2 separate regions of the Homo sapiens genome follow, and region 2 is linked to region 1. The links are chromatin contacts, found by Hi-C or POLR2A ChIA-PET in ENCODE. All regions are on one chromosome and are shown on one strand. The core of a region is the stretch at or near the end of the contact, and the rest is flanking DNA. Distances in the headings are between cores, read along the strand shown.

Region 1 (4,512 bases), core at 1,284-3,783:
GGTCCCAGGGAAGTTCCAGACCTCACAGCTGAGCACAGACCAGAGCGGAGCTCCTCTCTGAAGGTCCACGCTCAGCAGTTACTAAGGGTGGAGGAGGTGTGTTCTCCTCTCCAGCCCCTCCCCAGCATACTGGTGCACTCACTCTGCAGGGAGACGTTCAGGTAGACCTGCTGAGAGCCGAGAGGGTTCTGAGCTCTGCAGGTGAATTCAGCTGCATCCCTCAGGTGCACCCAAGGCAGCTCCAGCACCCCCGGGTTTGAGGGCTGTGAGGGGCACAGGGTCAGGCCTCTCCAGCTCAGGCTCAGCCTGGCAGGGGGATTGCTGTCAACTGCATCAACTGCACAGACCAGGCGCAGAGACTGGCCCTCTGGGAGTGACAGAGATGAGCCATTTCCCAAGACTGTGGATACTGTAGAAAAAGAGACAGAGGGTCAGAGAGATACATAGATCTGGAGAAAAAGGAAGGATACAGAAAGAGACTGATGACAGCAACTGACACACAGACATAGACTGAAGTTCTGGAAACACACACTTTCACCACTCACTGCTGGGAATGTAAACTTCTCCCCGCTTCATCGAGAACAGTTTGGGCTTATCTTTCAAAATAAGAAAGAACATATAATGTAGCTACATTTTGCTTTTAGGAACTTAACCCACAGGCTTAGATATTCCTGTGGAAGTAGATACAAGATTGTTCTATCCTGCCGTAGGATGAAATTAGTGCCGTGATCTTCCATTAGGAGATGCCACAAAATCAGAGTCCATCCATGCAGTGGACTCACACACAGCCCTAGAGGAGGGTGCGGACAGTCTCACTACGGACGTCAAACCACCTCTGAGATCCTCCAGGTGTACAAACCGAGACTCAGGGCAGCCTGGATGGACAGTGGTTGGTTCTGGGGAGGGGGGCAGGCATCGGAGGAGAGCCTTTGCTCTGCAATTTGAATTTTTGCCCATGGACATTTATCACCTGTCCAGAAGTACTTAGATCAGAACTATCAGAAATAAACAGATAAGGGTGGAGATGTATTCAGGAGATACATGAGAAGGAGCCTCAAAGCCTGGTCCTGCTGTGTGAATGCCACCCTCTTCTTGTTTGAGGCTGAGGGGGGGGTGTGTGGGGGAGTCCAAGGGAGGTGATGGGAGGATGGGAACAAGTGGCCTTGGGGCCTAAGGATACAGAGGGGCCCTGAGTTCACCCACAAGGACATCCCTGTTTGCCAAAGTGAGTCCAGGTTGAGGAATAAGCCAGCCCCATCCTGACCTGAAGGCCCTGCTCCTCCAGCCCCAGGGAGGGAGCTCCATCCTACCTGTGCCGTCTCCTTGGAAGACAGTCATGGTCAAGTTCTGAGGCGGGTCTGGGACAGAAAGACATGGAGACCCGCATCACTGTGAGGGCTGGGGACACTGGCCCTGTCTGTCCCCAGGAGCCGCATAAACAGGGAAGGCAGAGCCAGTGTCCTCCTGACCCCACCACCAGCCCAGATTCCGGGACCCAGCACCCAGTGTCCAGGCTTGACGCTCACCCCATCAGGGACCCAGGCGTCCCGGCCCAGCACTCACAGGACACGTTGAGATGGACGGTCTTGTTCGTGGTCACGCTGGCCCCAGGGAAGGTCACCTGACAGGTGAGGCTGGTGCCATGGTCCTGGGGCTGTGGGATGAGGGTGAGCACCGAGGAGCGGGTGGTGGAGGGGTCCAGGGGGGACACGGAGGTCCCTATCCAGGAGATCATAGGGGGTGTCCCCTGCTCACAGGCCCAGGGCACAGAGCAGGTCAGATTCTGGGGGCAGCCGGACTCCAGGGTGCCTGGGATGAGGATGTTGGGCCTGTGGGTCAAGGCTGGTGAAGAGAGGGGGACTCAGGATCAGGTCAGAGGATCCATGGTGCAGCCCTGGGGGGAGCTCAGGCTCTGGTCCAGCTCCTGCCCTGAGCCAACTCGCTTCACCCTAAGCCCTCTCCTGGGGCAGGGGCTCCATCCCAGCCTTTCCCTGCCGCCCCCATGACCTTTCCCTGTGGCCTTTCCTGGAGCCTGTGCCTTACCTGTCACATTCACAGAGAGCCGGTGATGTTTATAATTCCATTTTATACTTCCTTTCTCCATACGAAAGAAGTATCTCCCCGCATCACTTCTTCTGGCATCTCTGATGCTCAGGGTGCAATTCTTGGTATGTGGGTCCCCAAGGAGGTGGAATCGGTCCCGAGTCTCCTCCCACACTGCCCGAGCTGGGTTGTTTGTGGCCACTGGAGCATCCTGGTCTGTATTGGCCCCTTCCCGGAACCAGTAGCCATGAACTACTGGGCCAGGGTAAATCCAGCCATGCGAGGGGTAGGAGAAGGAGCAGGGCACATGGACACACAGGCCTTCCTGCACCGTCACGGAACTCTGCATCGTCAGCAGTTTACTTGTCTGTCCTTCCGCCCTCTCCCTCCCCCAGAGCAGGGGCAGCAGCAGCAGCAGCATGTCTGGGGTTAGAGGTGCCAGGGCCGCGAGGGAACGTCTGTTCCTCAGGGTTCTTCTCTCAGGAACTGCGGGCTCAAGACTTAGAGGAGGCCCTACAGGAAGACAGGGGCGAGGTCGGAACAGTGACCTCCTCAGAGGAGGAACTTTACACCCAGACACTGTCAGGCCCGGGTCAGCCCTGGGAGATCCACCGTCCACCACCCCATGTTCACTCCTGGGTCCCTGAGGCCAGAGCGGGAGACAGACTCACCCAGATTCCCACCCCATGCAGGGCCCACCCCACCTCCTGCCTCCCTCTCAATGCCCTTCCCCTTAGGTGACATTTTCTGCAGGGTGAAAATGAGTCCCATCTGGCCAGACCCCTGAGTCAGAGGCTGTGGATATCTGCGTAGCTCAGAGGTGGGACTTGGGGCCATGAGAGATGGGGGTGCAGGTGGGGTGAGCAGGCAGCCTCTCATCCCCCCCAAGCAAGCACGAGGTGGGCACCCCCTTTCTGCACAACGAGGTCAACACAGCAGAGCTGGACACTGTCCCCAAGGGGTCACTGTGCGGAGGGGAGACATGGAGGCTCCTGACGTCTGAGCTGTCCACGGCAGGAGCTTCAGTTGGGGGGCACAGGCAGGATGGGGTCACTCTCCCGTAGGTCAGGGGTTCAATCTCAGGAGGACTGAGCAGAGGGACATGGGGCTGTGGAGGTGAGGATTCTATGTGTTGATACACGCCAAGGACACAGAGGGGAGCCTGGCTCGCAGGAGGTCTGGGAAACTGAGGCTGTGACTGTTGTACTGTGGGGCTTGGAAGGGAGGAAATTCGGAAGAAAAGGGGCAGATTTCAAAAGGGAAGATATTTCTCCTTTCCTCACTGCACCACGAAGGGTTTCTTCACCACCGATGTCTCGCTCAGCCACACTTCCCTGGTTACTCCAGAACATGAGGGATCAGCTGGCCCTGGGGCTTTGCTTCTGCAAGCTCTGCTCCCAGGGGTCCCGGTGAACAGGAGATGTGGAGTGAGGACACCAGCCCCGGGGCATGCACCCTCCGCGATGGGCAGGATTTCATGGGAGAAGAAACATGCACCTGAATTCAGCAGAAGATTTTTTGTAACTGTGTGGCTGGGCTGGGAGGAACTGGGAGTATCCTGTGTGGTGGAGCCTCCTTAGACCGATGTCAGTTTTCTAGAAATATTTTTGGGAGAAATATAAGCCATATAGATAAAAATGTCTTCCCCCCAAGAAAAAATCTCAGCGGTTTACACATATGAACATGCTTAGAGAAACAGAACACTGGGGATGCCGCAACACCTCCTCTTTGTTACCCCACTTCCTGTCAGCCACACCCCACTTCCTCCTGAAGCAGCCCCAGCCTCACTTTAACGCTAATGGTCTCCATGCTTTTCTAGGTAGTTTTATCATCTGTGCACGTTGCCGTGAATACCTCAGGCCCCCATGTTTGCCCAGTCGCTCCCTGGGAAGTTGCAGCATCTCAACTGCAATGGTCAGAAGGGCTGAGCCATGGCTGACAGTGTTGTCCTGCATCTGTTCTGCAGGGCTGGGTGTCCACATCTGAGTTCTGTCTTGAGCAGGAGGGGCTCAGTCAGGCCTCTCAGCACTGCTCCCCTGGGGCCCTCCACACCTGCAGAGCCAACACGGGCCTCAGATTAGCATCGGCCACTTCAATTCTAACTCAGGCGGGACAGGACAGCTCAGCCCCACCTGGAACTCGGGGAACAATCCTTCGGCTTCCCTAGAAAAGAGCAGGCCTGCTCACCTGGAGTAGTAGCTCCAGGTGAGGCCATGGGGGTTGGGGGGAAGCCAGTGCCCAGGATGGCCCCCTGATCAGGTGAGAACCAGGGGCCAGAAGCCCTCCTGCTTTTCACTCACACATCTGTAGCCAGAGGGGCTTCCTGGGAAAGGGTAGAAGCGTGTGAGATTCTGTTCCCAGGCCTCCACCCCTCTGACAGCCCAAACACCCGACTAGGCTGCCTGCCTCAGCAGCTGTCCTGCAACTCACTCTGCACAGAGGCTCAGGGAAATGTGCTGAAATCGCAGT
Region 2 (4,512 bases), core at 1,469-3,968, 270 kb before region 1:
CCATCTTTTACATAAGAAGAAGAAAAAGGTTTTAGGCACTCTTGACACTCCTGAGAAGACTGTGGATATCCAGGGCCTCACACCAGTTTGTACACCAACATTTTTGGAGAGACGAAAATCTGAAATGGCTGAAATGAATGACGATGATGAAGCTAATGAAATAGTTTTCAAACAGCCCATATCCTATGTAAAATAAGAAACACAAGAGACTCAAACACCTACACATTCACGGAAAAAAAGAAGCAAAAGCAATCAGTGATTTTCAGTGTATTACATATAATATTTCTTCTGGAAAATATAATATTTTTATGAGAGTGGACTTTGTGTTTTACTAGGTACAATGAAATGCAACCCTTGACAAGACTTTCAGAGGTAAAATGCACTGTTTGGTCAAGTTAAGGAAAGCAATCTGTAATTTTGGATTGCCTGCCTTTGGCTGAAATACAAGGGTGCATACCAGCTTGCAGTGGCTTGACTGACATTGCCTCTTTGTCCTGGCCTCTAGTTTTCTTTTGATATTTCACAGCTCTCCTTAGTTACTCTACCTAGATGGAAAGTTGACCACTAACTGCAGGTTTAAGTACTAAACTGCAGCCTTTTTCTATCACCAGCAGTTAAAGACCACCAATCTGGTTTGTCCATCTACATGGTTTGTCAGGGACATTTAACTCATGAGAGTGCTTTAGATTTCAACATCAGATGGTTGAAGCTGGAAGGCAAATTATATGTAGTGTGAGAAGGCAGTTCCAGTTTTTTGTTTTGTTTTGTTTTGAGATGGAGTCTTGCTCTGTCCCCCTGGCTGGAGTGCAATGGCGCGATCTCAGCTCACTGCAACCTCCGCCTCTTGGGTTCAAGTGATTATCCTGCCTCAGCCTCCCCAGTAGCTGATTTTTAGTAGAGACGGGGTTTCACCATGTTGGTGAGGCTGGTCTCGAACTCCTGACCTCGTGATCCACCCACCTTGGCCTTCCAAAGTGCTGGGATTACAGGCGTGAGCCACCGCGCCTGGCCCAGCAGTTCCAGTTTTAGCACAGATTTGCTTATGTATTAGTTCAAATCTTAATAGAGATTCAAAAACGACTTCTTTTTTTTTTTTTACCAATTTGTTAAATTAGTTTTCGTTGGGCTAGCATGGATTCATAACCACCATTTTATACTAGTATCACCAGTGAGGAATTGTATTTCAAGGATCAAACAATAACCAGCAAATAAACTTTTTTCTACAAAAAAAAAAAAAAAAAAAGCATAGATGCCCACGTGCCATGGGGCTTAATGAGAACAAGCTCCATGCCGAGCCCTTTACGTACACTGCCATGTTCGAATGTCATAGCAACTCTGAGACAAGTGTTCTTGGCCAGCTCCCGAGTGAAACTGAAGCTCAGAGAGGCTAAGCAAATTACCCAAGGTGACTCAGCTTTTCAGGGGCAGAGCAGTATGTGACATCAGTCAAGCATGTCAGTTGGACTCCACGCCCATGATCTCAACACCTTCCTGTACTTCCTCTCATTGTGGCAATGAACAGCTAGGGCTTAGGCCGGGCGCTGTGGTTCACGCCTGTAATCCCAGCAATTTGGGAGGCCAAGGCGGGTGGATCACTTGAGGTCAGGAGTTTGAGACCAGCCTGGCCAACGTGGTGAAACCCCGTCTCTACTGAAAATACAATAATTAGCCAGTCCTGGTGGCAGGCACCTGTAATCCCAGCTACTCGGGAGGCTGAGGCAGGAGGCTCGCTTGAACTCGGGAGGCGGAGGTTGCAGTGAGCCGAGATCGCATCACTGCACTCCAGCCTGGGCGACAGAGCGAGACTCAGTTTCAAAAAAAAAAAAACACACAACAACAAAGGTGACACCCGAACCTTGACGCCTCGACAATAACAACAACAAAGGTGATCCCCGAACCTTGACACCTCGACAGGGCTGAGAGGGGAGAAGCTGGGTGAGGGCCTCTAAATCTGGGGAGATTTCAAGGAAGGGAGGCAAAGATGACCTCCTGGACCTAAAAGAGGAGAAAGGACATGAGGGTAGGAGAGGCACTGAGAGGCCCCCCTTGCCCTTGGAAGGGTCCCAAGTAGATGGGGTGGAATGAATGGGAAAGAGCAGGGACCCCAGAATCTCCAGGGACGGAAGGGGGTTCGGGGAGGAGGGGGATTTTAGGAAATCTGTAAGCCCCTACGAAATGGGGAGACCCCGAAGGTCGAATCTTGGAACTTTGAAGGTCTAAAGCCGGTAGGGATAGGGAGTGGAGAGTGAAAGGAAGGGTCTGGTTCTAAGCGGTGGATGGGGCAATGGGGCTCCCCAGTGGGCCAAGGAGATGCCGAGAGGGATTCTCCCCTCAACAACCCAGTCCCCTCTCTCCCTCCAAGCTCCGCTCAGCATCTCCAGGCCTGGGCCGGGTCTCCCGGATGCTACCGGAACCTACCCGCACATGCGCAGACAAAAGCCTCAGCAAAAATGCCTGAAGGCGCAGAAAGGCGCTCGCCAACCAGAGGGAGAAGGCGAGGCGCGCGGGGTCCGCAGGGTGGGGATTCAAAAGCGGCGCGAGTTCTCTGGCCAATCAGAGCCGAGAATAGTGGCTCGCGACGCTTAACAAGTGGGCGGGACTCTAACCAATCGCCGCTGCGTTCCCCTACAAATCGGAAGTCTCGCTTCCCCTTAAGCAGAAGTTGGTTGGCCAGTTTTCAGAACTAGCCTGTCAATTTTGGAAGCTGAGTAAAGGGCATTTCCTTAGCGACACAAGGTCCCGCCTCCAGTCTCCTAGCGCCGCAGGGGCACGGGGGACGGGACAGAAAAAGCCTTAAAGGGCGAGGTACGTGGTAAGCGGTCAGACCCTGGTTTCCAAATGGCGTCAGATCCTGATCTTAGTAATAGGAGAAGCAATAAAAGAACAAGCTAGAACAATCCCATGACGCTAGACTTGAGCAGTGAGCGCCATCTGCCTCTGGGATTTAAAGTAACCGAATGGATAGACCCAGACTTGAAATCTGAAGATCTGGGTTCTCATCAGTCTCCAGGAAAGAAAAGCAAGCCAGATCTCTTGGCAAAAATCTTATTCCGGCCACTCAGTGCCACTAACATCGTCCAGCATAGGGCGATCCTGTTGCCTGGGACTTCTCCTCCTTAAAATGCAATGTTGTGGGCCAGGCACGGGGGCCTATCCCAGTAATCCCAGCACTCAAGGTAGGAGGATTACGTGGGGCCAGGAGTTCGAGACCAGCCTGGCCAACATGGGGAAACCCCATCTCTACTAAAAATACAAAAATTAGCTGGACATGGACATGGTGGCACATGCCTGTAATCCCAGCTACTTGGGAGGCTGAGCCAGGAGAATCGCTCGAACCCAGGAGGCGGAGGTTGCAGTGGGCGGAGATCGTGCCATTGCACTCCAGCCTGGGCGACAGAACAAGACTGTCTTAAATAAATAAATAAATAAATAAATAAATAAATAAATAAATAAAAATTTTAAAATACCCTGTAATCCTAGCACTTTGGAAGGCCGAGGTGGGAAGATTGCTTGAGGCCAGGAGTTTAACACCAACTGGCCAACATAGAGAGACCTCTTCTCTATTAAAATAAATACATAATTTTTTAAAATGTGGATTAAATTAGTTCATATTATTCATTAAAATAGATCTCCAGTCTTGCCAACATAGTAAAGCCCCATCTTTACTAAAAATACAAAAATTAGCGGGGCGTGGTGGCAGGCGCCTGTAATCCCAGCTACTCAGGGGGCTGAGGCAGGAGAATCGCTTGAACCCGGGAGGTGGAGGTTGCAGTGCACTGAGATAGCACCACTGCACTCCAGCCTAGGTGACAGAGGGAGACCCTGTCTCAAAAAAAAAAAAAAGACCTTCATTTTACAAAATAATTTAGAACTCCCCCAACTCTCAAGGTTGTGAAAAACAAGGAAAGACTTAGAGAGTGCTGCAGATTAGAGAAGACTAACGAGAGAGGATGACTAAATCCAATGTGGTAGTCCAGATTGGATCCAGGACCAGAAACAAAGGACATTAGTGTAAAAACTGGTAAAATCCAAATAAAGCCTGCAGTTTACCTAATAGTCCTGTCAGTTTCTTAGTTGTGACTAATGTACCATGTACATTACATGACAATGTAAGATGGCAACATTAGGGGAACTCCTGTCTGGAGTAAATGAGAACTCTCTGTATTATCTTTGTAACTTTTCTCTAAGTATAAAAGTATTCCAGGCCAAGCATGGTGGCTCATGACTGTAATCTCTTGGTACTTTGGGAGGCCAAAACAGGAGGATCTCTTGAACCCAGGAGTTTGAGACCAGCCTGGACAACATTCTGAGACCCTGTCTCTACAAAATAAGGCACCCCGTGTGGTAGTGTGTGCCTGTGGTCCCAGCTACTTGGGAGGCTGAGGTAGGAGGATGGTTTGGGCCCAGGAGGTTGAGGCTGCAGTGAGCCATGATCACACCACTGCACTCCAGCCTGGGTGACAGAGGGGGACCCTGTCTCAAAAAAAACACACGCAAAAAGTATTGCAACAT

The links. A loop is a pair of places that touch in the nucleus more often than their neighbours do. ChIA-PET counts read pairs that join two places held with the same protein, here RNA polymerase II (POLR2A). Pooled maps may share reads with other maps.
Region 2: a loop to region 1 is called in a pooled map, with 3 times the contacts of the local background. The contact joins the enhancer-like site here to the promoter of SIGLEC9 in region 1. A Hi-C loop is called at or near these places in 5 of 50 pooled maps. POLR2A ChIA-PET finds 5 or more read pairs at or near these places in 3 of 52 experiments (CD4-positive, alpha-beta memory T cell, WTC11 and activated naive CD4-positive, alpha-beta T cell).

What each region holds. Positions count from the first base shown.
Region 1 is chr19:51,122,927-51,127,438 of GRCh38, reverse strand. SIGLEC9 (sialic acid binding Ig like lectin 9) reads right to left here and starts at 2,533. Exons shown (of 7, transcript NM_014441.3): 1 at 2,044-2,533; 2 at 1,564-1,842; 3 at 1,311-1,358; 4 at 143-409. The coding sequence starts at 2,464.
Region 2 is chr19:51,392,502-51,397,013 of GRCh38, reverse strand. It overlaps the pseudogene NIFKP6. Among named protein-coding and RNA genes, the nearest start is that of C19orf84, 4.2 kb to the right of the region's middle. RefSeq lists enhancers at 1,291-1,500, 2,556-3,152 and silencers at 2,441-2,580, 2,591-2,650. Within about 2 kb of position 2,718, at least 32 of the 41 ENCODE cell types and tissues checked have a DNase peak (open chromatin) inside an H3K27ac peak, as active enhancers do.